7 separate regions of the Mus musculus genome follow, and regions 1, 2, 3, 4, 6 and 7 are each linked to region 5. Evidence: chromatin loops called from intact Hi-C (ENCODE). Cell type or tissue: left cerebral cortex. All regions are shown on one strand.

Region 1 (4,000 bases), 91 kb after region 5:
CTATGGTAGACTGTTAATTGTAGCTGTGTTCCCCAAGTCCTGCCTGGGTTATTTCTGCTTTATTGCCTGTCCTCAGGGGCCATTTCACTTGGCATGTGCTCCTGGCCCATCACATCTAATGGAAACCTCCCGTTCTCTCTGTTTTCTTTCCCCTTCTCTCTCCTCCTTCCTTCTCTTTTTCTGTTGTGTTCCTTACCTCTAACCCCCAGCTCTGTAACAAAAACCCTGCCTACCTCTCTTTTCCCCAGTAATTGACCGTAGCCACTTTTCTTTAACCAATAGCTTTAAATAGGGGAGCAAGGTATACACAACGGAAAGTGGTAGACATGAGATTTCTCTCATCTGCGGGACAACCATTTCTTAGGATACAAAATTTAGCATTTGAATACATAACAGCACCAGACTAAACCCCAACATTAGGTAGTTAATACTACCCAAGAATTTTATTTTGGTTATGTTTGTTTTAACAGCAATATGTCTTAATTAGCATGTATTTATAAAATACTGATATACAGGAAAATACAGCTATGAAATTAATTCGAGACTATATATTTTACATTGTGTATTTCACAGGCACATACAATATAATGTAGGGGACTTTTAAAGGACATTGATCCCATTTTCTTAACATATTCTCTAGCATGGTAAGACAAATTTAGCATGACAGTATAGTGCTTTGCTAGGAAGCTTGTTCCCCTCTGAGAGACAGTAAAAGTTCAAGACATGTGACTCATTATTTAGTACATGCTCTGATTAGAATGATTTCTGTCTCTTGTATATTTAGAATGTTCTGTGCATTTATAACTTCTACCCAGTAGAAGCTTATTTTTTCCCTTAGAAGCTAGCTTTCAGATGTGCAGAGACAGTTATGCATGTCTCTATTTCATGCTCTTGTTACTGGTCCAAACAGCACCTTTCTTTCACATATGAATGAATTACCAGATTCCACAGTTCACTTGGCCATTTTAGTTTGCACACAAACTTAGAAGGTTCATAGATGTTGCTAGCTACCATGCCTTAGTATGAACTGAATAGTACAGTGTACTATAGATATACTATACTTGGTTCAAAATAGAAATATTTATAAAATAAATTTATTATATAATATTGGAAAATTTAATTCTTAGTATTAATAAAATTTTACAATGTGACTCTTTTGATGAATTTGTGTTATTAAAGAGATTTACTAGATATGTGCAATATTTTGCTTTAACAAGTTTTCTTGGAAAGTAATTTGACATTTAGACAGTTTCGATTAAAAGAGAAAGGGTTATAACTGAAAAAATTGATGTTCCAGTAAATATACACATTTTACAGAAGTATGTGTGTGTTTTCTAAGTAAGGATATTTCTCTCCTTTTTCCCCCTTTGCTCTTATGGTTTTTAGTTTTGCTTTCTTACTGTTAAAAAAAGTTTTATGCATTTAATGTGGAATTTATAGGTTCATTACAAAAAATGCATTAGAGTCTTATTTCTAAATTGTACTATTCTTTATTTACATTGCTCTCTATTTTACTTCCATTAAGTAATAAACTGGTTTTTTGCCACTGTATTAATTATTAATGCTCAATTTGGAAGAAAATTTATTGCTAAAATGTTAACACCAATGATAAAAAACTAAAAGTTGCATTTTTTTCTGAGTACTCAGGTGACCCTAAAGTCTCTTCTCTATACAGATGTGCTTTCACGCTGAGGTTGCTGCACTTACAGCAGGCACTGCCTCTGGGTTTGATCTGGTAGAGTCTTTTCTGCAATTACTGTCCTATCTCCAGCCCCGAGGCTTCCCCAGCTGGCTGGATTTGGAACAGCAGCTTCAGAAATGCCATTCTCATCCATTCCAGTTTTTATTAACTTTTTACTAAAACTGTTTATTTTCTAAAAATACTCTAGAGCACTCTCAAGAAGAAAAACAGTCAAATAAATAAATATTTTTTCTTACTGATTTGTTACACACATTGGCTTTCTTACCTTTAGACTGTTAGTTACTGGTTGTGGACTTGAAAACAAAAATAGAATTGCCTTGGAGTCATGTTCTGAGCTAAATCTGCAACTCCTAACGTTCCTCGCAAGTGATCCATTAGACCCTCCACTGTAGAGATGCAGATAAACCCCAGGGTGAACTAAGACTCAGGGCCATTGCCCAAACAGCCTGTTTTGCCCTGCTCTCTGAGCCTAGGATTCAAATACAGTCCTGTCCGTGATAAAAGATCACTGTTGACCTTCTGTGGAGTGACTGTAATGCAGTCTGCCCTAGAGCTTACTTACTGCGCAAGCCAAGAATATGTAACAGCGATTTGATTTCATGACGATAGCATTATTTTCAGATAAGAAACATTTTTGTTCATGTGGCATACAAGAATCTATAACATTATAGTTTTCCTGTTTTAAAATTAATAATTTGAATTTGTATATTTTTAGAGAATTTTTAAAATTAGATATTTTCCTCATTTACATTTCAAATGCTTTCACCTTTCCTAGTTTCCTCTCTGAAAGTCCCCTATACCCTCCCCCCCTGTTCCCCAACCCACCCACTCCTGCTTCCTGGCCCTGGCATTCCCCTGTACTGGAGCAAAGAATCTTCGTAAGACCAAGGGCCTCTCCTCCCATTGATAACCGACTAGGCCATCCTCTGCTACATATGCAGTAAGAGCCATGAGTCCCACCATGTGTTTTCTTTGATTGGTGGTTTAGTCCCAAGGAGCTCTAGGGGTACTGGTTAGTTCATATTGTTGTTCCTCCTATAGGGTTGCAGACCCCTTCAGCTCCTTGGGTCCTTTCTCTAGCTCCTTCACTGGGGACCCTGTGCTCCTTCCAATAGGTGATGGATTTGTATTGTTGAGACCGACTCCCATGTAGCCAGGCTGGGGTTCATTAGGTAGCTGAGCATGAGCTCGTGCTCCTGGTTCCCCTTCCTTCTCTTCCCAAATGGGAGCACTACACATGTTGCCAATAGTTTTGGCTTTTCCTGGATTTTAATGTCTGTAGCGTTCAGGTTATGACTATGCCCCTAAAGTTTATGCAAAAAGTAGTTGGCAGGATGCCCCCCCCTCAAAAAAAGCTTGAAAACTAAAATAAATGGCATTACTGATAGTTGATATACCAGAGCAATTTAGAAGTGCTATCTTGTCACTACTGCTTAGTTGTATGGAACCTTTTTATTTAACATGGTCAGCAGAGAATAGAAGGGCAAAGAAAAAAGAAGGGGTGTCTAGTTAGTCTCAAAACTAAGAAAATACTGTTCTTTTAAGTGTAAGAGAATCTATTCAGTGTGAAATAAATTTTATAATGAAAGAGAAAGCATTTTTTATAATTAACTTACTCAGTTTGTTTAAGAAACATTTTTTGTAAATGTAAAAAAAATGGCCACATGTTAAGTGTGGCATAACCGTAATATCTTACATGTGATTTTAGATATGTAAATATTACAGTACTGTTGAGTTGTAATGGAATACTTGATAATATCATAATAAATACTACATATACTTCAGAATTTTTGTAAGGTATTTGTTTCGATGTTGCTTTAAAATCCTTTACTTCTGTGTATATTATGTCTAACAGTTCTTAAGCTAATAAAGTCTAACAGAACATATTGAACCATTAAAGAATTTAAGCAGTATGGGTTGTTTCAAATTTACCCTCACACAATAGAGATTTTAAATCTTTTAAAATGAAAGTGTTAGCACAATAAATACATAGAAGGAACTGCAAAATAAGGATAGTTAGTGCATGCTGTGGAAAGCCTGTAAATTGCCACAAAACCCCACAAACAAACCCAACACACCCCCAAACCGATTATCCTCACAAGCGTTTCATGCAATTTGACAGTGAAAAGCGCACCCTGTAAAAGCTGTTACACTAAGCACTTCATTTAAAAGGTTTCCTTCTCACCCTGAAATTATACTTACTCCCTTCAAGTGAAGATTCAAAATTTGTTCCCTGTTTATTTTGGTTGCAATTATGTGTTGATTTTTGCTGCCTCACCCCTCTTCCTGATAATCTAG
Region 2 (4,000 bases), 620 kb before region 5:
ACCTTCAGTGTAAATGTCAGTATTATCTTAAGTTAAGGAGAATGATATTAAGAAATAAGTAAGTTTACAGAAATTATTCTCATGAACCAATATTCAAGAGACGTGACATTTGATATGATGTGTACTCAAGTATAAACTCCTTCTCAGCTCTCATGTATGTTGTTATTGAAATAGCTGAAAAGCTTCATCAGTTGTTAGAGCCTTTCCTTCTTCCTTATTCTTTTAAAATCAGAAATAATATTGTAATAAAAACTTTCTATGAAAGCTTTTAGAAAAGCAAATGTTAATATGGAAATGTTTTTATCTTTTTTCATATCTTAATAAATCTGAAGAGAATATATATGCTTCAGGGCACTTCGAAATGTACCTTGAGTACACATTAGGCTAGGGGTAGCATGCGCTCTGGAAGCTTCCAGGCCTCCTTTCCAGTCAGGTGATGACCCACACCACCTTCCTGCCTGCCCTTCCAGACAAGCTGTGTTCCTTGCCCAACCCTTTGTCTTTTGGTCTTGATAATTAGGCAGCATTAGAGCTGTTGACTTACTTTCTTTTCTTTTTCCTTTCCTTTCCTTTCCTTTCCTTTCCTTTCCTTTCCTTTCCTTTCCTTTCCTTTCCTTTCCTTTCCTTTCCTTTCCTTTCTTTCAGATATAGTACCTTCAAATCAGCTGTTATAGTAAAGATAGTACTAATTTTAAATTAATTTTATTATTTATTTATTTATACTTTTATTAGGTATTTTCCTCATTTACATTTCCAATGCTATTCCAAAAGTCCCCCATACCCTCCCACCCACTCCCACTTTAGTCCAGAAATATGGATGTGTTGTAACATTTCTGTATGGAGAGAAAGGGAGTTGAGTGAATTGAGTCTTGTAGTTTTCTCCAATGGTTGAGCCTTTGTCACTGGTGATGACTATACTATAGTTGATGGGTTTTGTTTTTTGTTTTTTGTTTTTTTTTTTGAGTAATTTCTTGCGTGTGTGTTCGTTCACATGTATGCACTCAACCATGTGTGTTTAAGTAAGTTCGAACTGAGAGCAACCTCCAGTGACTACCTCCTTTGAAACAGAGTCCCTCATTGGTCTGTAGGTCACCAGCTGGCCAAATTGGTCCAGCATCAAGTCCCAGGGGGTCCTCCTGTCTCTGTCTCTCCAGCACTGGAACTACGAACATAGGTTACTCTCTGGGCATTTTTATCTGGGTTCTGTAGATAGAAGCCAGGCCCTCTGGTGTGTGTGCTTTACCATGGATCGAGCTCTCTCCCAAGCTTCGTCCTCCCTCCCTCCCTCCCTCCCTTCCTCCCTCTGCCTTTTGCTCTCTTTCTGAGGTTAGAATGCTTACCGAGTAGCCCAGGCTAGTCTTGAACCCATAATCCTCCTTTCTTGGCTTCTTGCATGCTTTCTCTGAGAACTTCTATAGAGACATGAGTATCTTCCCTTTGTTCATAGACAGCAGTGCATTAGCACACACCACCCACAACACCATTTTGCACCCAACAATTGATTTCATAACTCATTCGCCACCAGTCCATGCAAAGCTGCCTCGTGTTTTTTTTTTTTTTCCACTTCAGTAAAGAAGTTAATTATTGCTAGGTTATAGTTATGAACAAATCATTATGCAAAAGTGGACAGGCTTCGTGACATGCTATGCTTGTTTTCTATCTGAGCACAGTTGGCTGTTGGTTGGTTCTCCCAGCAGGCAGAGTTTGAGCCTTCCTGTTGAGGAAGGTAACTGCAGTTTCAGGATGGTAGTTAGCCCTTCAGTTCTGTGTTTTCAACAATAGGTGGCACCAGTAATTTCTGTATTGGGGCTGTGTCGAGATAGAAAGCACGATCATTTTTCATTTCCTATCTTTGTATTCACAGATTATTAAGAGCGAAGATGTGCTTAGCCGTAAGCCTGGGGGCTGGCACCTGTATGCATACATCCAGAGCAGATTAAGAAACGCTTTGTAGGAAGATACCTGTGGCTCGAAGCTGCTTCGCTCTTCTCACCCCAGCCTGTGTTTGTAGCAGTCACTTAGTGAGCTAAGACATTTAGTTAGCACACACATATTCAGTGACGGTCAGTACAGCTAGCATGTACATGAAGTGTATCTTTTCAGGCATATCTCTTAGAGATGATTTTGTGGGAAATTTCATCTTGTGACGCGTCCATGGATTGACCGTTGCATGGGGCGCTGTGTATTCTTAGGACTTAGCCTGTCTAACTGGCATTCACTGGTTTTCAACTTGGTCTCTGTGCTAACCCGTTCTCCCTTGTGCTCCCTGTTGCGTGGGCCTAGACCTCCATGAACATTTAAAACACAGCTCTTCAGATAGAATCATTAGCCGCAGAGAGCAATCCTTTCCCTTTCTTCTCGTTGCCACCTGGAAATTCCCTCCACCAATTTCTAATTTGCCTTTCAGAATTCGCCTTCATTTCTGTGCCTCGCAATACAAGGCTTTGATTACTGCATAAGTAGGCGATTGTCCTGGCTGTTCTCCGTTTTGTTCTTTATCAGTATGGGGAGAATAATTCTTCAGCTTCAGAATTAAGAAACAAAAAACAAAAACCAAAAAATCTATAACATGTTGTCAACAAGCTCTCCTGGGTCAAACACACACACACACACACACACACAGAGCCTTAGGGATGGTGAGGTGGCAGATAGATTCATGTGCAAACATCTGATGTGACGTGACTCTGTATCCATCCCCAGGATCATGCAGATGTTGGAAACAGTGAGCAGAGCTCTACTGCTTTTGATTTGAACTGGATCAGCACAGCTTCTCTTGCTTGTTCCCTCCCGAAGGCAATTCGTACACACCTCCTTGGCTTTCACCCGGTGTCACGCCTTGAGTTGGTCTTGTGATTTTTCCTGTGGATTTCTGTCTTCACGGGGCCTTTGATCCTACAAGAGTCCCAGGTATCTCTGCTGTGTAGCATTGTGCTAAAACCTCTGATTCTTTCTTTGTGTGCCAAGTACCTGGCTCTTAGATTTAGTGACTCCTTCAAGTATCAAGCTAATTATTTAGTCGGTGGTCAGAATCTCAGGAACAGAACCAAACACCACAGCTGTGTACTGAATTGTGAGCATCTGAGTGTGTATGCGTGCTCAAGGGCACGCCCGAGTAGTGATCAGAGGACAACCTTGAGTGTTGGTCCTCATCTTCGACTTTGTTTGAGAGAGTTTCTCTGGTGGTTACTGCTTCTTAGCCGAGCATAGATGGTCTGCAGACCTCCAGTGACATCTCTGTCATGACACCGAGATGTCATATATTCATACTACTGCAGCCAGCTTTCCCATGGGGTCTTTGGATCTGAACTCAGGTCATTGGGCTTATGCATCACTTTAGCTTTGAGCTCACTGTGTAGCCAAAGCCAGCCTTGCACTCATGAGACCTCTCCTGCTTTAGCATCCCAAGGTCGAGGCTTACCAGCATTGGGCAACACATCTGGCCTTGTCTCACATTATACATTGTGTTACGGTAGTGGTGCAGCGGCACTTATTACAGGCCATGGAATCCTGGAGTTGTGGCGCTTGCGGTGTGAATGAGAAATACCCCTCACAGGCTTAAGTTTTTCTGTGTGGAGAGGTTTGGGAGGTGTGACCTTGCTGAAGGAAGACCCTCTCTGTGGTCAGGCTTTAAGAGTTTTACGACCTCACTGTAGATCCAATTCCTTCTGCTTGTGATGGAGAATGAGATCATTTAGCTTACTGTTCTGTCTGTCATGCCTGCTTGCGTCTATGCTTCTCCCAGTGATGGGCTTATCTGGCACAAAGCCTGAATAAGCCTTTCCTCCTGTAAATGGTCTTGCGTTGGGTATTTTATCACAGCAACAGTCTTGATACCCTGAGTAGTTCTTCTAATTTTTCGTTCAAGGTTATCATTTTAGATTTAACTTTTCAAAACTTTTGTAGCATAACATGACCTGGTTGATTCAGCCGTGCATTTCTGGAACTGAGGAAGGAAACCCACCCTAGTAAGGATTACCTAATTACCTAATTAACTAATAGA
Region 3 (4,000 bases), 760 kb before region 5:
CTCTGGCTTAGTGTTTAAACCTCTAGAGCAGTGGTTCTCACCCTTCCTAATGCTGTGACCCTTTAAATACAGTTCCTCATGTTGTGGTGGCCCTCCCACCCCCAACCACGAAATTACATCCTTACTACTTTACAACTGTAATTTTGATAATGTTACAAATCATAATGCAAATATTTCTGTTTTCTGATGCACTTCGGTGACTCTTATAAAAGGGTCATTCAACCCTCAAAGGGGGTGCGACCCACAGGTTGAGAACCATGGCTCTATCATATGACATTTAGACACAGATACAGAGAAATGTGTCCGAGTGTCCCTTTGTGATTTCATCCCTTGCTCTTGCATTTAGAAAGAGAAACACGGGTCCTGCTCTAAGCTCGGTTCTGACCACTATGGCTTTCCAAAGACTCTACCCAGAAAGAGAGCTTTCAGGACATCAGCCTCAGGCAGTTCTCCTTGGTTCCTCTAAGCCTGAAATGTTTGACACCTGAAGAAATAGTTATTTTTTTTTCTCTGTGAGCCATTCCACTTTTCCCTGTCAACCACCATCCCCCTAACCCCCACTTTTTGACTTTCTGGTGCCAGGAATGGAACCCAGCCAGAACCTTGAACACACGGAGCTACCGTTCTGAACCTCTTACCTTATCTTCAGGGACAATATTTGCTTCACTAGCATCATATCTGAGAACACTAAAGAAGAGCGCACATCACTTTGTGTGTGTGTGTGTGTGAGTATGTGTATCTGTGTGTATCTGTGAGTGTATGTTTGTGCCTGCACATGCCACATGGAGATGAACATACCCACATGCTCACTCTATGACCAGAGAGCATAGAATGTTCTATTCTGTCGCTCTCCTCTTTACTCTCCCTGGGGCAGAGCATATCACTGAACTTGGAGATGGGCTAGCAGCCAGCAAGTCTCAGTGTTCCTCTGTCACTACCCCTCCCAGCCTGTGGGCTCCAGGGATGGGAACTCAGGTCTTGGTACTTGCACAACATCACAAGTGCTCTCTCCCAGTGAACCATCAATCTAGCCCCCACACAAAGGTTTTTCTTTTCCTCTTTTCTTTTGTTCTGGCTATTATTATTGTTATTATTTTTTAAGAAAACCAGTTACGAATCCAAAATTTCCAGATTTCAGAACAACAATAATAAGGCCTTATCCTAAGCCCCATACTTAAATTTCATCCCATTTCTCACAGACAATGACCCTGGCTTCATATGCTCTCTCCTCTGTACAAATCAAACCAAGAAGCTAACGTCACTGTAGTCAGCACTTCTAACAGACTTTCTTGTGGTTGAAATCGTGTCCAACACAGGAGCTAAATACTTACCCGTGTTTGTTTGTTTTTTGTTTTTTGTTTTTTTCCTGTCAAATATTAGTGTTCTAGAAGATTCTGGAACTTTCTCAGACCTGCCTGGTGGTTACTAGTTGAGGACAGAACATGCTCTAAGCATTCACTTCCTATGCACACGGTTTTCAAAGGTGGGAAACTGGCGTGTGCACATTCTTAATGGCCTCACAGGATAGAAAGCGGGATTTCGGCTGGTTATCTTTTGTGTTAGCCACAAGATGGTACCATTGCACAGCTTAGAGAGAGCATCAGCCAGCAGAGACCCTCTAACATCTCCTGTTACACATCCCACAGAGGAACCTTGTCTTTATAAATTCTACAGTATATAAGCACTCTTCTCACCCCCATCGAAGCATAAAGGAAATTTGCATGTCCTGTAACTTGATCTATTTTTTCCTCTCACCCCCACAACATCAGGACTCTGTTCTGTTTACAAAAGCTTGAGGATCGCCTCCGCTTCTGCTGAAGGAGAAACTTGTCATTTGAATGCTGAGAGTTAGTGGGGCTTACCTGAAACCCCTTTACCTTCAAGCCTGTTGGCAGACCTTCCCTTTCAGAAGGGGCTGACTCTAGGGCATATTGGGGTGGGGGTGGGTGAGTCAGCTCTCTGAAATGATCTGAAGTTCATTTTTGTAACATGGAGAATGACTAAGGGCAGTATGTTATGCCAGGAGACAAGATTTGGACTTAAGATCGATCAAGCAGAAAGTGGACATAGCATCATTCATAATAGTGGAAATTTGGAAGCATTTTTAACGCCAATGGTAGGGCATAGGGTGAAATGACCATACCAGAGGACTGCTGCAGACACTAACTAGTAGAATATAGAATAATGTTTTTAGCAAGTTAGACAATGCACAAGACGTATTTTTAGGTTAAAAAATATCACAAAACAGTGTTACTCAATAGTGTGCATGTGTGTGTGTGTGTGTGTGTGTGTGTGTGTGTTACCCCAATATTGGTTCTTTTAAAATGTACCATAAAGTGGAAGATCAGGACAGCAAGGGATATAGAATATAAAGCTGACCTTCAGCTCTTTCCCATCTTTTTTGCTTCAGAGGGGTATGGAGAGTGGGGACTGGGACACAGAGAGAAAGAGGAATTGTTCTAACTCCGTTGGTAATTTCCCTTGGAGCAGAGATGCCTGACGATGCTGACATCCAGTTGGAAGGTGGTTTTGGTCTCCTCTGCATTTTAGTAGCAAGATCCAATGGTAGACATGCTCGTGTGCAGAGACTCCCCTATTAAAGCATCACTTCTTGTCCCCCTTGCTTGATGATGTGGGAAGTATCTGTAAAGGGTACACGAGATAGGGTCAGCCATTCAGTCATGGTGTACTGACATCCTCACACTGTACTAGGAATTCTCTAGCCCTAGGTTATCTCAGACAAGCTTAGGATTGCTGAGACAATCACCTCATAAAGACAAAGACTTATTTTGGCTCACATTTACAGTGGTTCCAGCCCAGGATCAGTTGCCACTTTGATTTGGGTCTGCAGCCAGGCAGGTCTGCATATGTTCACAGCAGAGCCAGGACACAAAGATGCCAGGGTACCACAGTCTCTTAGAGGGCACATCCCAGATGACATAGTTCTCCTGTTAGTGGCCGCCATTTAAAGGTAGCACCATCTTCCCAACAGTGCCTTCATATGCAAGGCATCATTGACAGATGAGATCTGAGAACACCATTTTCATCCCCAGGCCCCATAGCGCTACCAGGAAAGTCCAGTTTCACATAAGTAAGCATGCTATCAAATGCTTGGAACTTAGGAAACATGGAAGCCGTCTTCCTGGGGTGACAGAACATTCTGAGATGTTGGATAATCAGATATTGGATAATCAGACTGTTTTAATCTTTCTGGTACATTTTTTGTGCCTTCTGCCAATATTGATGGGAGACCTACCAGTACCTGGTCACTGCGTGAGACACCTAGGTGACTATCCCAGAGGCTTCACTGTCTGTTAGAGGCTCCGAGGGACAGTGACGATGCTACTGCTCTGATGGGAGGAGGGGAGAGCATGAGGGGATGGGTGAGAACAGCAGTCTGTCGAGGCTAGACGGACTTGCAGAACTATATCGCACTTCCCAGCTATTTTTAGATGTATCCAGGAAAGTCGTCTACTTCAGCAGATCTGAAACCCTAAGAAATACGGCTGGCAGCAAGTCTTTCCCCTTTTGGTCACCAGACAGTCCCCTAAATTAGTTGAATCTGGAAAGTTCTAAATTTGAGGCAAAGTTTTTTTTTTTCTTTAATGCATAGCAGTTAGAATTTAAGTGCAAACACTATGTGATTTTTTTTTTCTGGCTTTTTATATGCACGAGTCTCTTTGCTCATAGTCCTTGGCTATTCTCCATTAGCTAGGGGGCAGCTGCTTAACAGCACGTGCCTGCTCATCCCTTCAGGGCACCACTCACATGCTAAAGCCTGTGGTGGACTGTCTTCTCTTTTCTAACCAAAGCCCAGTCCTAATCTTGCCAACCAAGACACACCTCCTAACAGGTGCTTAGTGAAATTCCCACAGTACTAACCTCGGCTAGTACACTGGGGTGCTTAGTCATAGGCAGGATGAGACTCGTCCTGACCCCATCCTCTGCTTAGCTACTTGATTTTTTTTAGGTGCAGTGGGAAGCAGAAATATAGGACCTT
Region 4 (4,000 bases), 490 kb before region 5:
CTCATATACATACAACAAATAAGTAAACTTGACAAAAAAGAAAATGTATGCTTGAATAGGATCTATTCAGTGATGGATAAATGTCTAGAGATGCAGGCACACATTTAGAGACAGTAATCTTATGATCCTATAAAGGTTAGATGCCATAAAAAAGGGTGGAGGGAAGTAGATGATGTAATACAGACATAGTAGGGGCACATAGTGCAGTTGTCTCAGGGAAGGAAAGTTCTTAACGCCACGTGAAGGCTGGGACAGAGAAGCTGCCATCGTCTAGGACAGCTGCTATTTTAGCAGCTGGCCAGGGTACAGAAAGGGCTGCGTGCAGTAGAAGCAGGCAAGCCTGAGTGAGCATACGAAGGCAATGGGCAGGCTCTGAAGATGAAGACACCCTCCACCTCAGGTATTGTGGACCTGCTGAGCAGGGACAGCTGAGTTTAGACAAACGCTCTACTGCTGAAAGAGCCGGCAGTCCAGAGGAACAGAGTATTCCCAAACTGAAGCCTAGGAAGTGATACGAGAACATGACAGAGAAGTCAGCAGTTAAACTGGTCAGTTTCAAAGCCATCAGAATGCCGAAGTGATTCCAGAGTACCGGAATGACAGGAGTCAAGTGAACTTGTGAGTGTGGCCAGAACTGAACACGGGAGTGCCTCCTCCTCCGTGGCTGAGCACTTCTGTAGCTGGGTAGCTACCGTGGTGTTAGTTTGTTGACGTTAGGCTTGAGAAGTAGCCTTGATTTCTATGGAGAAAAGACTTTGGCAGGAAGTTAATGGCAGAGTGGAGTCCCAAGGAAAGTCGGGGAACACCGACTCTCACTCTTGGCTCTGAGGCAGATAGTGAAAAGAAAGAGAGTTGGTGAGACCTCTCTTCAAGTTACCTGTTTGGTGAATTCACCCCTGGGTTGCTGATTAGTGTGATGCTGAATAGGCCCCAGGAGGCAAGAGGATGCTGATAGTCTGAAGCCTGAAAGGAGGAGTCAAGGTAGGGAGATGGGAAAGCTCGGTGGAGCCACCTCCAGGGACATTCTGCCACGGAACATGGTCTGTCCCCTGCCTTCCCTAGCAAGCTGTCCTCTCATTTCTGTTGAATATAAATCCACCCCATATCATTTTCCTTGGACTTCCTCAGAACTAGGTTCCATAAAGGTTTGCATCTCTTTGCTTATAGAATGTGATGCTCCCCATCACAGATGGGCCCAGGCCTGCCTGCCTCCTCTGATGTTAACATGGGTAGGAGGAATGGAGAAGGCTTCTGTAGAGGACATGGTGCCAAGCATCACGGACCGTTGCTCTGAGTGGACAGGGATGTACCAGTTAGCAGCCACAGTCCTACCGTGGTGTTCTGTAAACAGCGTGGCTGTGCAGGAGGAAGGAGCCAGAGAGCTTGTTAGGTCACCGGCGCTCAGAGCTTGCTGTACAGCTTCGCCGTACGGCTTCTGTTGTTTATAACGTTCCGTAATGTGTGATAACAAAGAGCAGTGTATGCTAACAAAGAGCACTCTGTTACCATGAGTTATTTTAACCACCACCCTTCGATGCTCAGCCTTTTTTTCCCCTTCTTCCTCACAGCTCTGTTTCTGGCTCCCTATCTCTGTCACCCACTTCCACCTCCTCCCCAGCTGCTCCTCCTCGTCTGCTTGGGTGAAGTCCTTTCCTGTGGCTCTTTTCCTCTGCCACCGAGAACCTGCTGGAGGCTTCTGTATCAGAGCACTAGCAGTTGGCCCTACCTTTCCACCCCCCTCCCAATTTCTATTAAGGGTTCTTCAAGTTAGAGAAAAAATATCTAGGAGAGCTTGAAATTTCAGGGGAGTCTAGAAAGGTCTCTCTCTCTCTCTAGTGTGTGTATGTGATGAGCTGCTGGGTTTGGAAGACTTTGTAGTTGATTTTTCTTTCTTCTTAAACAACTTTGGATTGTTCTGTGGGTGTTTGTTCTTGTGATGATGGGGACTTTCCATATATAAGGCAAATGCTTTACTACTGGAATATGTCCCCACTCTGTCTCTCTGTCTATCTTAATGCTAATGACTAAAAGCACTCACGTTTTATTAAGCTCAACCTACTGGAGGGACCATTGTATTTTGTACGTGTACATAGTAACTGGACCCCGAACCCTGGATGTCTGGCTCAGAATGATCCTCTGTGAGCCTCGGGGGAGCCGGGAGATCTCCTGCAGCAGAAACAAATCTAGAGTGGTCAGATATGGGCACCGTCATCCCCTAGAAAGGGTTTCTCTCTGTCTCTGTCTCTCTCTGTCTGTGTGTGTGTGTGTGTGTGTGTGTGTGTGTGTGTGTGTGTGTGTGTCTGTGTGTGTGTGTGTGTGTGCGCGCGCGCGCTGTGGTTACTGCATGAATCAGCAAGTGAAATCAGACAGTGTTGATAAAACAAAATGGTGCGTGTGGCAAGATCCTGTGACCTTCACACTGACCTTGCACAAGTTCACAGGGAGTGAGTTTTATGGCTCTTTTCCCCCCTTTTAGCATTTGTTTGGGGGTGAGTTGGCTTGTAAAACACACCAGCTAATTCTCTGAGCTCCTTTTCCCTTAAACCTTGCATGTATCTTCAGTGACACAAATCATACCAAGAAAAATGAATGTAGATTTCAAAGAAAGAAATCCTGGCGTTTGTCTGTGTGGCCTTTAAAAATCGTGTGGATGCTGTCATTTCTCAGTTTCCTTACTTCAGTTGAACAACATGAACCCTAATATCTTTACCTATTTCAAACATTCATTAATACTAAGTCAAACTCAGGGCTGGACATAGGGTTTCTGAAATGATTTTAAACCCATGTTTCCTGTAGCAGCTGAAGGCATATGACAGGATTGTAGATATTAGCCTTGGTTAATAGTAGAGTATCGCTTAGTAATGTCTGCCTTGAGTGCAGCAAGGACTGCAGCAATGGCACGTTTTTGCCATTGCTGCTTAATGACATTTAGAACTACGAACATGTGTTTTACACACAGAAAACATGCATGCACACACACATGCATGCCTTGAATCAAAAGCGCATGGTTCTATCATGGTTCTATTCCTTTCTGAATGATCCATTTTCAATTAAATCAGAGTTTACTCTGAATCCTATGTCTTAAAATAATGGGCAACAGAGGAAAAGGTATATAGATAACTCAGCTTATACACAGCATTACTTGAGACCTTGGTGTTTTATAGGAAAACATAGGCATTTTGCAGAGGATGAGTTACAAATTACAGCCCATAACTCATCGGATACAGTACTGGTTCTAAAATGGGACTTTTTTTAAAAATATGACCATGGGCTTAGGAGCCAAATGAGGTGTTGTGAAACAAGAAGGAAATCATGCATATTCCATCCTCAGTCTGTTTCGAAAGTGAATACTAATATTGTTTTAATTGCTCTCAGATGTCTGACAGAATTATGCTTTGAAATAGCCAAGTGAAGAGTCAGGAGCGGCAAAAAATAGTCTTTTTGGAATGCAGGACAGGGATGGGTGATGCTAATCAGATTTCAAGGTTCATCTTGACCCACTGCCTCTCGGGACACTGATCAAAGTTCGTGAGTCCTTCTGATGCCGAGTTATTCATTAGAGTTCGCAGCACATAATTATGGACTGTCAGAGATCTCAGTTTTGTATAATAAATGAGTAGCATGCCCGCGGCTTGCTGAAGTGTTAGCTTAATAATCTCATAAGATAGGTTGTTTTCCTTCTCCCTCAAGACTTGAGCAAACTGGCGTATGTCTTGCCCACCCCACCTCAAAAAAAAAAAAAAAAGATGTAGCGTTTAGGATTTTGATTTCTTTAAACGTTTATTTCTAAGGGGAAGAAGCGCAGGTTTGCACCTCATGCCTTTGCCTTTGTTCTCCTGGCTGTGGAACTGGGGATGTAACCGATTTTGTTTTTATGCCCGAATCTTGGTAGGAACCTAGAAGTTTTCTTCCTAGCACACATGGCTGTATACAGTGAGATGTTAGTAAATCGGCACGGATAAGCCGTACCACGTTGAAACTGCTGCCTGCATGATACCCT
Region 5 (4,000 bases):
CCCTGGCTTCGCGCTTTTCCTCTCGCGGCTGCGGGGCGGCTGGGCACAGAGCTGGCGGCAGAGGCAGGCGGGGCTCCTTTGACGGAAAGTAGCCCTCGCCTCCAGACCCTCAGCTTTCCCCGGCGTCCTCCGTCCCGTTCCTCCAGGCAGACTCGCCCTGACCCCGGGCCCGCCAAGTCTTAAAGCGCACCTCGGGGGAAAAACCGACGTCGGAATCCCGACCGCAGCCCCCCGCCCGGGCTCCGAGCTGTCAGTCACGGCGCCGAAGCCGCTTCTTCCGGCGCTCTCGGGCCCGCCCTCTCCCCTCCTCCCTCCCCCCCGCCCCTCCCCGCGCGAGTGTCTCCCTCTCCCTCGCTCCCTCTCTCTCTCCCTCTCTCTCTCTTTTGTGAGTTATAGCAACCGTTGCCTTGTGAATCAAGCGCCATAGTCACCGTAGTCCTGGCGACTGTTACCCATCAACAACAACTACTCCTCTCCTCCTCCTCCTCCTCTTCCTCCTCCTCCTCCTCCCCACCACCACCATCTCCATCACCCACCAACAACACCACAATAATCCACAGCCAAGGTGAATATTCTTCGGTCTCTCTACATGTGTGTGGGAGCGTGTGTGTCCGTGCGTGTGTTCGTGTGTGCGAGCGAGCGTGGCTGTGCGGGGTCTCCCTCCTGACACCGGCTGCGGCCGCTTGAGGGGCTCGGTCCCGGGGGCTTGTTTACAATGGACCCGCGCGCGGCGGGCTCGGGGGTGTGGGCGCCGCGCGCCTGCCCGCCCGGCCTCGGCGCTCGGGGATGGAGCGGGAGCCGGGGCTGCGGGGCGAGCGGGCTAGGAAGCCGCCGCTGTCCGTCGCGGGTGTTGGAGCGTCCCCCCCAGGTCCGCGGGCGCCCAGGAGGAGGGGCAGGTGGAGAGAAGGGGCTCGCTTTCTCCCTCTCTCTTTCTTTAATTCGCTGCTTTGCAAAGCTGCCTGGTGGCTGCTGCTTTCCAAATCGAAATAGACAGCAGTGAGCAGGGGGGGTCCCCAAAAGGTGCTGCGCTGTGGTGGTTGTTGTTCACTTGCGGGGCCTTGTTGGGGGTTTTGTTATTTTTATCCTGGTACCTCGGTGAACTTTTCCCGAAGCCCGCTCCCTTCGTTTCGGCCCCTCTGTGCCTGCTGCTGAACGGACTGCACTTATTTGACCATCACTGGCCTCACGGGATTCTTTTTTTTTTTTTTTCTTTTAAAACTGTATTTTTCTTTGTGCTGCAAACAGTCTTAATATCCATTCAGCAGTCTTCTCCCCCCTTCCCCCCATTTGCACACACATTGAAACTAGGGGGCCTCTGCTGCTCTTGAGAGATTTTTTTTTTAAGTCTGTTTCTCTGTTTCTCTTCTCTCCTCTTTCCTCTCTTGTCTCTCCTCTGTCTCCTCTCCCTCTCCTCTCTCTCTCTCCCCCCTCCCCTTTTCGGGTTTGTGTGTGTGTGTGTGTGTGTGTGTGTGTGTGCTTGTGATTTAAACCGGATGCAGGGCATCTGTGCTACTTTGGTTAGTGGCTACTGACAGCGCTTTATCCTTCATGTGGAGATGGGAGGGGTAGTCCTGAGGTTCTGTTTCACTTTGATGCACCTCCCTCCCCACAGGAGAGTGTTAACAATTTTCATTGTGGTTTAGACTTTGTCTGTGATGAACAGGAAAAGGATATAAGGAAGCTTTGTGAGAACTCAGTTCACAACGCTATTTGTGACAGTTATGGTACTTTGAGAGTTTTTTTTTTTTTTTTTTTCCTTCTCCCATCTTCATCTCTATTCCTTTCCCTTGGAGAGTTGAAATTGAAGTCAAGTTGTTCATAAAGAATGTATGAAGCTTCTCAACTTGAAACGTGTGTATATTTCACTTTCTTTGTGGCTGTTAAGATCTAGGCATGTGTGTACTTAACATATTCTTTTTTGTTGACTTTTTGGTTTTCTTTGGACAATGATTTAAACCTGTTCAGAAGAAAAAAAAAACTTCCTTTTAAAGTGTTTCTTTAGAGGAAATAGTTGCCCTTGTAGATCTGAATACTTACCAGTTATGAAGTAGTATCGTCTTGATTAGAACCTGGCTTTGCAGATCCTTAATTTGCTCATTTTCAGCATAACAATTAATAGGTTATCAGAAAAAAATTGATGATGATTGTGAGCTAAAACAAATAGATTGTACTATTATAGTGGCACATTGAAATTTCCAATTCATATTTTAAAGTGCTTATTTAAATAATCTTTCCAACAGCAAACATTTATTGATTTAACTGACAGAGCAGCCTGTGAATAATGTGACAGTATTAATTATTCTTGAGATTGTCAATGGAGAGGTTGGGTAATTATAATGCCATTAAGGCTAATATTTTGTAAAACAAGTAAGAGTTGGGGGATTGGGAAAAACCTTACTTTTCAATTCATTTTCGTGTGATTGTTATTTTAAATGAAGCTGAGATTTGATTCTGAAAGAAGTCTGTTTGGATCTCTCAGCATTCTTTATATTTATTCATCCATTCCCAACCTGTCTTTGCAATTTTCAAATACTAACTTTTATTTTTTCTTTTCTTCTCATTTTCTTTTTTCTTTTCATCTTTCTTTTCTTTTTCTTCTTTTCCTCTTTTTTGTTCAGATGAGTGTCAAACGCCTGAACACTTTTCGATGGTAAAGCTCCTGGGTCTGAAGTTAAAAGGAGTTTTGCTGTCTTGGGACAGTTTTAGATCTTAATGGCATTCACATATGTTTCAGCTGAGTAGATTGTATATATTAAAATGTCTTAGATTAATATTTTATTTGTCGTGTCCAAGAGTGTTTAAGAGTCATTTCACTCATCAAGCATGTGTTTAATTTAGTTTTTTCCATTCACAAGTTAATTTGAGAGCAAATGTGGCATTGCATTATGTTAAGTAGCCTGTCCATTTAAAGCAAATCTTTGTGTTTTAAGAGTTGATATTAGAGATGCTTTAAAATAAAATAGTTTAGTGGATTGATTAACTTAGAGTTATAACAATTTATCTTTAAAATTAAATACAAATTTAAGTACCATTTAGTTCGACTTTTTTTTTCTGTGCTATTTTTCCTAGGAGGGACTGTACTATGCATTGACATTCTTTGTTTTCAGTGTTTTAGACTAACAGAAATCTGTGAACATAATCATGCTTTGAAATTAAACATGTGAAATAATGTTTTGAGTAGCTGAATATTTGTAGCTCAGAGTATGCCATGATGCCTATCTCTGTCTTTTTAAATTATATCCAGTGTACAAAATTCACATATATGATTGTCTATTACACAATTCTATTAAACTGTATAGAGAATAGGTATAGTAAATTTATATGTGTATAAGAAATTAATGCATTCCTAGTAGCTCTCCATTATTTCACAGTGCTCCCATGGTGTGAGAGTCTTATGCCTAATGTCTAAAATATTGCATTATTTATCCAATATTCAAATAATCTTGTATCCTGTGGAGATACTCACAGGTTTATAGCTTATAAGTGAAATAGTGAGAAATCTTTTTTAAAAACTTACAAGTTAATTGAGGCACTTTTTTTTTAGCAATTGAAAAGCAAAAAAATTCAGGTTGCACATTAAGCTTAGAAGGATGGATAATGATATCAGATATGTGGGAAGAGTTAATTTTTTACCTAAATAGTCTAGTAGTATGACTTAGTGATCCTTTTAGTGAGACTATATTATAAGAAACAAGAATAAGAAATACATCAACTTTTAAATTATGAAGTTTGCTAACCTGTTTTTATGTTGAGCGTTTGGTTAAGTGTCCTCTATTCATTTGCAGTTACATTAAAAATAGTTAGCCCTACTGAATCATTTGCCTTAACTCTTTAATTCTTCTGGTATATATTCCCAGTTGTCATCACAAAATAGAATTTAAATTCTTTTCTGTTCACAGATGCATAGTGTTCCCTTATTTTGGAAAACCAAGATTAAGTGGATTTGACTAAATTTAGCTTGTTAGAGACAGGTGGCTGCTTGAAACAGGTGTCAGTCTCC
Region 6 (4,000 bases), 160 kb before region 5:
AACACACACACACACACACACACACACACACACCAGCTGGTAAAGCCACCTGCAACTTGCACTGTCTCCAGCTGCTTATATAGAAAGAGCTCTGGACAGCTCCAGGCGTTCTTATCTCTTTTACAGATATCTGCCTCCTTTTGGTTCTGGGATTTAATCCTCTCTTGATCACTATCTTACCCTTCAGCCATTCTGATCCCCATTGACAGTGTAAATGTCACTTTGAAATAACTGTCCGTGCTATTTAGCTGGAGGAGGCTTACGCAGGAGGTGCTGTCACATGAGTTGGCGTTGGGCTATGTGATTTCCATTAAACAGAAGAAGGTCAGTGGGTAAGTCCTGCCTCGTTCATCTTTTGAGAAATCTTTCATACCAGGAGAAAATAAAAAGCAACCAATCTTGTCTTGCGTCTCCCCGCTCACTTTTTTCCAGGATTGTAAAATCCACATTACAGCCTGAGGTTAAGGGGCCAGGTAACAGCTTAAGAGTTAAGTGCTGTTGCCACTGTGGCCGTTGCTTCATTTGCTTGGATGTTTGTTCTGCCCTAGGGCTGAGTGGAGATTTCCAAAGCTTCTGGACCTCACTGCATCTAGCCACCCCCATCTTCTATTGGTTTCACAATCCTTCCCCAAATAACAAACTTGAGCAAACCTTCTCCTGTGGACACACCCACACACTCATGTGTTCTGTCGTTTTACAGCATCGATGACAAAACTGTCAAGCGGGAATGGGCATCTCGGTGCCTGGCTTTCTGCAGAGGACTGCAAGCTAAATGCATCAATTGCATGGTTAGTTCTACTCAACTTTCTTTCCATTCTGTGTCTCGCTTTAATACAACATAGCCTCAGATTGTAAGGTTTTTTTCCATCTCATTTGAGAAGAGGATTAAGTGTACAGGCCATTTTTGCCTGCAACCGACTTAAAGAACTTACCTTGTGTTCAGAAAGCATGGCATGAAGGGACTGAGTTATATTTTGGAAGTCACTGTCAACTGTTACATGCTAAAACCAGGTAATTTGAGTGTTCCAATATTGCATCTTAAGTGTAGTGTAAAGGAATACAGATAAACACCCCCATTTCCATACTGCGGTTGCCCTTCGTCCTTCAGGGAAGGAGGAGGGTCTGGGTCCTTAGGAGCTGTGCAGCCCTGGGAAGCATCTAGAAGAATCTCTTCCTCGTGGTTGAAGGACATTTCACCTTTGAGCTTTCCGGAGTTGTAATTTAGTCTGTTCAGAGGAGTGGATAAGAAAGAATCAAACTGCCCACAATAGGCCCATTCTCGACACATTCAGGAGGTACTTTAAGGAAAGCCGAGGTTAAGCACTTTATACTGCTCGAAGGGCAATGTTCCCTCCAGACACAACCGGCATCACCAAGACCTATGAGACCTTGCCCTTCAGGTCAGTTCCAAAGATCATCATTGAAAACATGTTCTCCATTCTTTACTATTTAATGGGGCCAACCTGGGCAAATAATGTTGGCCTGTTCTCCCATGGGCCTGCTCAGACCTCAGATCCCAGGCCCCGAGGGAGTGATTGAAATCTTAAGAGATGGAGTCACAACTCACTTGCAGTCTGGAAAACAATAGCGAAACCAGCCTTTTGCTTCCTAACTTTGAAACATGCTAACTGATTTTTTTAAATTAAAAATAAATAAATAATAAATAATTGAAAATCGAATTTGATGGCATGTTGTCTCTGTGACGAACAAGTTGGTTTAGTTATAAGAGGTATTTCCATTCATGTGTCTAGTGGATGTGCTACCTGTAATGTGTTGGTAAAGATCTAGAGAGAACAATAATTGAATGCTCTGTAATAGGGGTGAGGGGGGCTGGAGTGCTGGCAGGAGCGGGGGTGAGCAGTAATATGTATGTCCCTGTGAGCAATGCTGAGCCATTCCGGAGTTCTTAAGTACACAGTGTACATGTGTCAACAAGTAGACAAAGAAAAACCCAGACCTTTGATGACCCCTGGTGAATAAACTTAGCACTGCATTGCGGCGATGCAGCCGGAGCCACGGGTTTCAGCTCAGTAGCCCCTGCCTGCTTCTGCTCTCCAGAAACCAGAGGGTATTTTCCCTGAGTGCCTGCTTCATTTGTACTGCAGACTGCATTACTTACAGACTTCAGGCATCTGTATCCCTCTAAACAAACCTCACTTCGGTGCTCTCTGTCAGTGGAGATGAAACGTGTGTGTGTGCGCGCGCACTCTTTCCTATGTGCTCGGTAGTGACTTCTCAGCATGCGCGGTGTTATTTATAGGATGCGAGAGAACTCAGTGGCCTCCCTACAGCCAGATTTCTCAGTCGCTTTCACATTACATGTGTGTCTGTTGTTGTTCGGAGGGAGTCGTGAACAGTCAGTCATCCTTGTTCAGTAACCCAAATTAAAGTTAGGATTTGGATGTGGCCTCTTGTCTGTTCCTCCCAAGTGCCAGCTGAAAGAGCTCTTTCTTTTTTCTGCAGTTACGTCTTGTTTTTTTTTTTTTTCTAAACAGCTATATGTGACCAGCGTGGGGTTACTTGTGAGCCAAAAAACAGTCTGCATTTTGTCAGCTTGCAGGAGATGAAGTTTGTTACCCGAAGGAGGGTGGAAGGAGAATGCGTGCATTTTCACTGTATGCTCCAGGCATCCAATTAGACAAGGGATGACGCCCAAATGCTTATTTGTCACCCAGAATGACATTTACCTGGTGGCTTAAAATGGAGTGTAGAACTCCCCGTTTATACACTATCTTAGCTGTTGCTGTCCACCATAATTACCGGTGTTTATGGTTTTGAATCTAGGATTAGAATTTTTTTTTTTCGGGATAGCATTCTCGGTGTAGTGCCTCCACTTAGATGAATTTAGATGAGCTTTTAAAACTCTCTCTCTATTCTCATTGTTGCGCTGATGGACCTTTTTTGTTCTGTCTTTCTTTCCTCCATTTTAATTACCACAAACGAAAGAATGCTTTGCTCGCGAATAAAACTAGCTTAACTTTTAAAAATCAAAACAAACAAACAAACAAACAAAAACCCCACAACGCTCCCGAGACTAGAATAAGCACGGGCTGACACAGAAGGGGGCTCTCATTTTCTTGTCTGATTTTCAGCAGAGCTGGGAAAAGTTGCTTTCACCCAGGTGAGATCCAGGAAGCTGCAGCCTGAGATTTTAGCCAACCTGACAGGGGTTCATGAGTTCAAAGACTGAGTCGTTGAAGTTGCCTTCTTCAGTCCCCATAGCACCCAAAGCCTAGAACTAGGCGGGCAATGGTTCCAATACAGAATAGCCGAGCATGCACCTGTCGCGTTCTGGTCCAGACTGCGGTCATCCCTGTCTCTGCCTCCCTCAAGCATGTTGAACAGGTGCATCTTGGTTGAGGCCATTGTCCCTAGAGTAAATGGTTGGGGAGGCAGCAAGGAGATGAGGAAGGGAAATAATGAAACAGTGAGAAGAATTTGAGAAGTGACCCACTTTGAAACTAATCTGCGTGATCATTAACCTTTGTTTTTGCAATTAGCCAATCGGTTTTGATTTTAATTTATAGACTCTATCTGTGTTTACCACTTCATCGTGTTTTAGTGGCAAGTGTCTATATAGAGCACCGTCTTTCAAAAGCTTGTCATGATATTACTGTTGCCCAAACATTTCTATTGTTTTCTGTGTAGCTGAAGGACAAATTCCTAAGGCTCTCTGCCATACCATTTTCAAGTATTTCTAGAAGCGTTGCATTTTAAAACCTTTATGTCGTGCTTGAAGTCCTCTCATCTCTCACATGTATGTAAAGTATGTATCTCGACTGAGAAAATTTAACATTAAAACATCTCTCCCTTTATAATGCTAGCTGCTCACTGGGGCAGAAGAGTAGCTTTGCACAAAGGATTGGAAGTTGTCTCCAAATTGCTTTCAAACTCAAAGTCACAATGCTATGAAGCCACTAAGAGTTATAAGACACTCTCCACCATCTTAGACTCAAAGGATCTTCTTTCAAAGATGAGCTGGGCCTGCCTGCATCCTTAT
Region 7 (4,000 bases), 560 kb after region 5:
TGATGCACATTTATGTGTAGAAGAAAAGAAAGGGGGAGAGCTGAGCATAGTGGCGCACGCCTTTAATCCCAGCACTTGGGAGGCAGAGGCAGGCAGGTTTCTGAGTTTGAGGACAGCCTGGTCTACAAAGGGAGTTGCAGGACAGCCAGGGCTACACAGAGAAACCCTGTCTCGAAAAACAAAACAGAAAGAAAGAAAGAAAGAAAGAAAGGAAGGAAGGAAGGAAGGAAGGAAGGAAGAAAGAAAAGAAAAGAAAAGAAAAGAAAAGAAAAGAAAAGAAAAGAAAAGAAAAGAAAAGAAAAGAAAAGAAAAGAAAAGAAAAGAAAAGAAAAGAGGAAACACTAAGTGTAAACTGGAGCAATGGGAGCTGTAGACACATGGAGACACTGGAGGCTCAGAGAACATTGCCCTTCTTGCTGTGGACACTAGTTTCCCAGGTCGCTTCACACAGTCTTTTAAACTACAGTAAAATGTAGATGTATAAGCCCAGGTGTGGTGACTTATGAGTATAAACTCAGCACTCAGAAAGATGAGGCAGGAAGATTTTTGCTACTAGCCCAAGTCTAGTCCATCACACAGTGTGTTCTAGTCCCTAAGCTACAGTGTGAGACAGTCCTCTCATCTCAGACACACACACACACACACACACACTATATATGTATATATAGTGTGTGTGTGTGTATATGTATACATATATATATAATATTATGTATAATATTTTCCAAATAAAAATTAAAAGGTTAAAAAACCCCTAGACATTATAAACATAAAAGACCAAAAATCCATGACATACCCGAGGCAACTTGAAAAATGACCTCTTTATTCTCCAAGCAATTTTGCACAGTACTTTTGAACAGGTTGGTTCCTGTTTCTGTTAGTAGACTGAAAGATTTGTCATTCTCGGATGCTTGTGGGCAGCAGTGGCAGATCAGCGACTATGCATGCAAAGAGTGCTGGATTTCACAGAAAATACTCAGCTTCTCTCAACTCTTCCATATTCTGTGTGAAGATGCATGAAGATGCTCAGGACAACGTTGTTCAAAACAACCCCACCCTGGGAAAGGTGTCCGTCAGGGTAAAGTTGATATTGTACTATGTTATGGCTTTGGTTAGCCACAAAATAGAAGCTACATGTAACAATCTGTTTTAATCTATTCTCATACCCAGATGTTGAACAGAACAGGACAGATAGAAAACGTCTTAATGTTGCGGGGCCCATTGCTTAAAAAACTAAATATATGTTTAAAAAAAAAAAACTATTGTGTTGGGAGATTCATACTTATAGCTCAAAAATCTGGGGGATGGGGGCAGAAAATGATAGGGTTCCAATGGGAACAAGTCAATATCCTCCAGAGTAACTGAAATAGACACTGTAGGATCCTTAGTAAGCAGTGTATTGGTCTCTGGAGTCATTAAGTTTCTCAAAAATGAAGGAACTTTTACAAGCACACAGTAACCCTTTGCTTTCGCTTTTCCTTTTTATATATGCTATGTCAGCCTTACAAGAAGTAAATTAATATCAGGATAAGTAATAGCTCATTAAACCAAATAATTTTAGATTTACAGCCATGCCTCTTATGTATCTGTTTAAATCCATATCCAGACTTAGATCAATTTCACAATATACTCTTATGTATACACAATATACTTCCTATATGCATCCCTCATCCTTATCATATTTTCTATACTTCTTCCAGTGATGCAGTTTGTATCTACTTTAAAACTACTGTGTTTGAACCAGAGTACAGCTTTGCTCCTTGTCTACCTGGCCCTGAGGGGCTGTCACCTTTTACATTATAGATGCTAAACCTCTCTGTTCAGGGTACTCTAAAGATGCCCACACTGGTACCCCAGTTCTCCTTAACCCATTTAATGCAAACAAATCCAAATGCCAGTGTGAGTCTGAAGACTGGCTGGTTGTAGGAAGGATAGGTAGGTATCTTAAAAGCAGGTAAGACACGAATGACCTGGGCCTGTTATTTTTAAGATGCTCACACTTGCCTAGCTTGTGTTAGGGCTGCATCTCTCCATGCTTGCGGGAGCATGCCTTCTGTGAGGTCCTAGGATAGCTTTCCAATCAATGATGGATGGTGTTGCTATGTGAGACCAATCCAGTAAGCTGCAGATGATAGAAAATGCAGTTACTCTGCTGGGCTTGTCCCTGTGGTTGCTTGCTAGTGCCCCCTGCTGGCATTGGTGTCCAGGCTAACACTTTTCAGGAGTGTTGCCAGCGATTGTTGTGTGATTCTCCCACACATGTGTCCCAGTGAAGCCGTACCTTAACCGTGCAGACCTCAGGGCATGAAAATAAAATGATTAGCATATGTACCCTGTGCATAATAATAAACTAGACACTTTAGTAAAATAAAATGGCTTTTAAAGGACTTGTATTTGTGCTAAGGAAAGTGAATTGTTATATCAAACCCCATGTAACTGACCCATGGTGCTTTTATGTTCACAGTATCAATGAAAGGCAATAGTTAAAACGATTGTAAACGTGAAATTCAAGAGTTGCCAGCACCCCTATTCCAGTCCAATCTGTTAATTCCTTTATCCAGTATTAACTGAACATTTACTACATACCGGAGCCTATGACAGGCAATGACTGTCCCCAGTGATACTGGGGCGACACAGACAATAGTAAGGTAAGTACTCAAATTTAGGATGAGATTAAGAGCCCTGAATAAGATAAAGCGGGGTAGGAGATGGCGAGTTGGGAGCGCCTGGACGTTAAGGAGATGTTTTAAGTAGAATGATGTAGGGATTCAAAGGACTTTTCTGTTTCTCTAACTACTGGAATGAACTGGCTTTTGGCAACTAGAGCATCCTTCCTGGGATTTGGGTGACATTAACTTTGACTTTGGGTGAAGCAATGAAGGGGAAAGCAAAGAAGACCCAGGAAGCAGCTTGGCTAGTGTATTGTTTTCTCAAATAACTTAAGGAAGGAAGATGGGAAGGAGGGAAGAAGAAATGAATAAAAAGCTGCTCAGGATTTGAGGGTGTAGCCCATCACGCAGGAAAGCCATGGTGGCAGGGGTTTGAGGGAGCTGGTTGCATGTGATCCACAGTCCGGAGGCACGGGAAGATGAGTATTTGACTCATTTTCTGTTTCATTACCTATGTCGAGGACTCCACCCCACCAAATGATGCCATCCACATATAGAGTAGGTCTTCCAATATTAACCTGTTTTAGAAAAAAAAAATCCCAGAATTGGGAACAAAACACCCATGGAAGGAGTTACAGAGACAAAGTTTGGAGCTGAGACAAAAGGATGAACCATCTAGAGACTGCCATATCCAGGGATCCATCCCATTATCAGCCTCCAAACGTTGACACCATTGCATACACTAGCAAGATTTTGCTGAAAGGACCCTGATATAGCTGTCTCTTGTGAAACTATGCTGGGGCCTAGCAAACACAGAAGTGGATGCTCACAGTCAGCTAGTGGATGGATCACAGGGCCCCCAATGGAGGAGCTAGAGAAAGTACCCAAGGAGCTAAAGGGAACTGCAACCCTATATGTGGAACAACATTATGAACTAACCAGTACCCCGGAGCTCTTAACTCTAGCTGCATATGTATCAAAAGATGGCCTAGTCAGCCATCACTGGAAAGAGAGGCCCATTGGTCATGCAAAGTTTATATGCCCCAGTACAGGGTAACACCAGGGCCAAAAAGTGGGAGTGGGTGGGTGGGGGAGTGGGGGGAGGGTAGGGGAGTGGGAGGGAGGGTATGGGGGACTTTTGGGATAGCATTGGAAATGTAAATGAGGAAAATACCTAATAAAAATATTTTTAAAAAAAGAAGAAAAAGAAAAAAAAATCCAGCACACATGCCAGAGGTTGCCCTTCAAGGTGATTCTAGATCTCGTCAATCAATATTAACCACACAGCTAACAAAGAAGATAGGAGAGACTCTAAGATAAGATGGATGTCCTAGTGCCTTGGAGACATCGCAAGAAGTAGGAGAGGGGAGATGGGACTGTCAGGAAGATGGCCA

Evidence for each region. Peaks named below come from ENCODE experiments on the same cell type or tissue, not always from the same donor. Only the 100,000 strongest peaks of a DNase experiment are listed, where the experiment ranks them.
Region 1: it touches region 5 in a loop (2.3-fold over the local background); 4 of 42 quality-filtered maps call a loop at or near these places.
Region 2: a loop joins it to region 5, with 3 times the contacts of the local background. A loop is called at or near these places in 2 of 42 quality-filtered maps.
Region 3: it touches region 5 in a loop (5-fold over the local background); 4 of 42 quality-filtered maps call a loop at or near these places.
Region 4: a loop joins it to region 5, with 8 times the contacts of the local background. A loop is called at or near these places in 2 of 42 quality-filtered maps.
Region 6: a loop joins it to region 5, with 2.7 times the contacts of the local background. A loop is called at or near these places in 2 of 42 quality-filtered maps.
Region 7: it touches region 5 in a loop (6-fold over the local background); 10 of 42 quality-filtered maps call a loop at or near these places.

Annotation. Positions count from the first base shown.
Region 1 is chr19:27,917,011-27,921,010 of GRCm38, reverse strand. All of the region lies in intron 1 of Rfx3 (regulatory factor X, 3 (influences HLA class II expression)), which reads left to right. Among named protein-coding and RNA genes, the nearest start is that of Rfx3, 92 kb to the left of the region's middle. In left cerebral cortex, a CTCF peak has its summit at 1,793; no DNase peak of the experiment used is centred here; H3K27ac peaks cover 26 bases.
Region 2 is chr19:28,626,494-28,630,493 of GRCm38, reverse strand. The region is part of intron 2 of Glis3 (GLIS family zinc finger 3); the gene reads left to right. Among named protein-coding and RNA genes, the nearest start is that of D930032P07Rik, 50 kb to the left of the region's middle. In left cerebral cortex, a CTCF peak has its summit at 1,778 (motif pointing right); a DNase peak (open chromatin) is centred at 1,804; H3K4me3 peaks cover 213 bases.
Region 3 is chr19:28,766,006-28,770,005 of GRCm38, reverse strand. The region is part of intron 1 of Gm35922 (a long non-coding RNA gene); the gene reads right to left. Among named protein-coding and RNA genes, the nearest start is that of Gm35922, 8.0 kb to the right of the region's middle. In left cerebral cortex, a CTCF peak has its summit at 1,568 (motif pointing right); a DNase peak (open chromatin) is centred at 1,648.
Region 4 is chr19:28,500,695-28,504,694 of GRCm38, reverse strand. All of the region lies in intron 4 of Glis3 (GLIS family zinc finger 3), which reads left to right. Among named protein-coding and RNA genes, the nearest start is that of Gm35866, 140 kb to the right of the region's middle. In left cerebral cortex, no CTCF peak of the experiment used is centred here; DNase peaks (open chromatin) are centred at 1,570 and 1,902; H3K27ac peaks cover 244 bases.
Region 5 is chr19:28,007,537-28,011,536 of GRCm38, reverse strand. It overlaps Rfx3 (regulatory factor X, 3 (influences HLA class II expression)), which reads left to right and starts at 371. Exons shown (of 17, transcript NM_011265.3): 1 at 371-565. In left cerebral cortex, no CTCF peak of the experiment used is centred here; DNase peaks (open chromatin) are centred at 289, 677, 911 and 1,533; H3K4me3 peaks cover 3,895 bases; H3K27ac peaks cover 1,666 bases.
Region 6 is chr19:28,164,199-28,168,198 of GRCm38, reverse strand. No RefSeq gene overlaps it. Among named protein-coding and RNA genes, the nearest start is that of Rfx3, 160 kb to the right of the region's middle. In left cerebral cortex, a CTCF peak has its summit at 1,986; a DNase peak (open chromatin) is centred at 2,079; H3K4me3 peaks cover 910 bases; H3K27ac peaks cover 546 bases.
Region 7 is chr19:27,448,836-27,452,835 of GRCm38, reverse strand. No RefSeq gene overlaps it. Among named protein-coding and RNA genes, the nearest start is that of C030016D13Rik, 21 kb to the right of the region's middle. In left cerebral cortex, a CTCF peak has its summit at 2,208 (motif pointing left); a DNase peak (open chromatin) is centred at 2,179.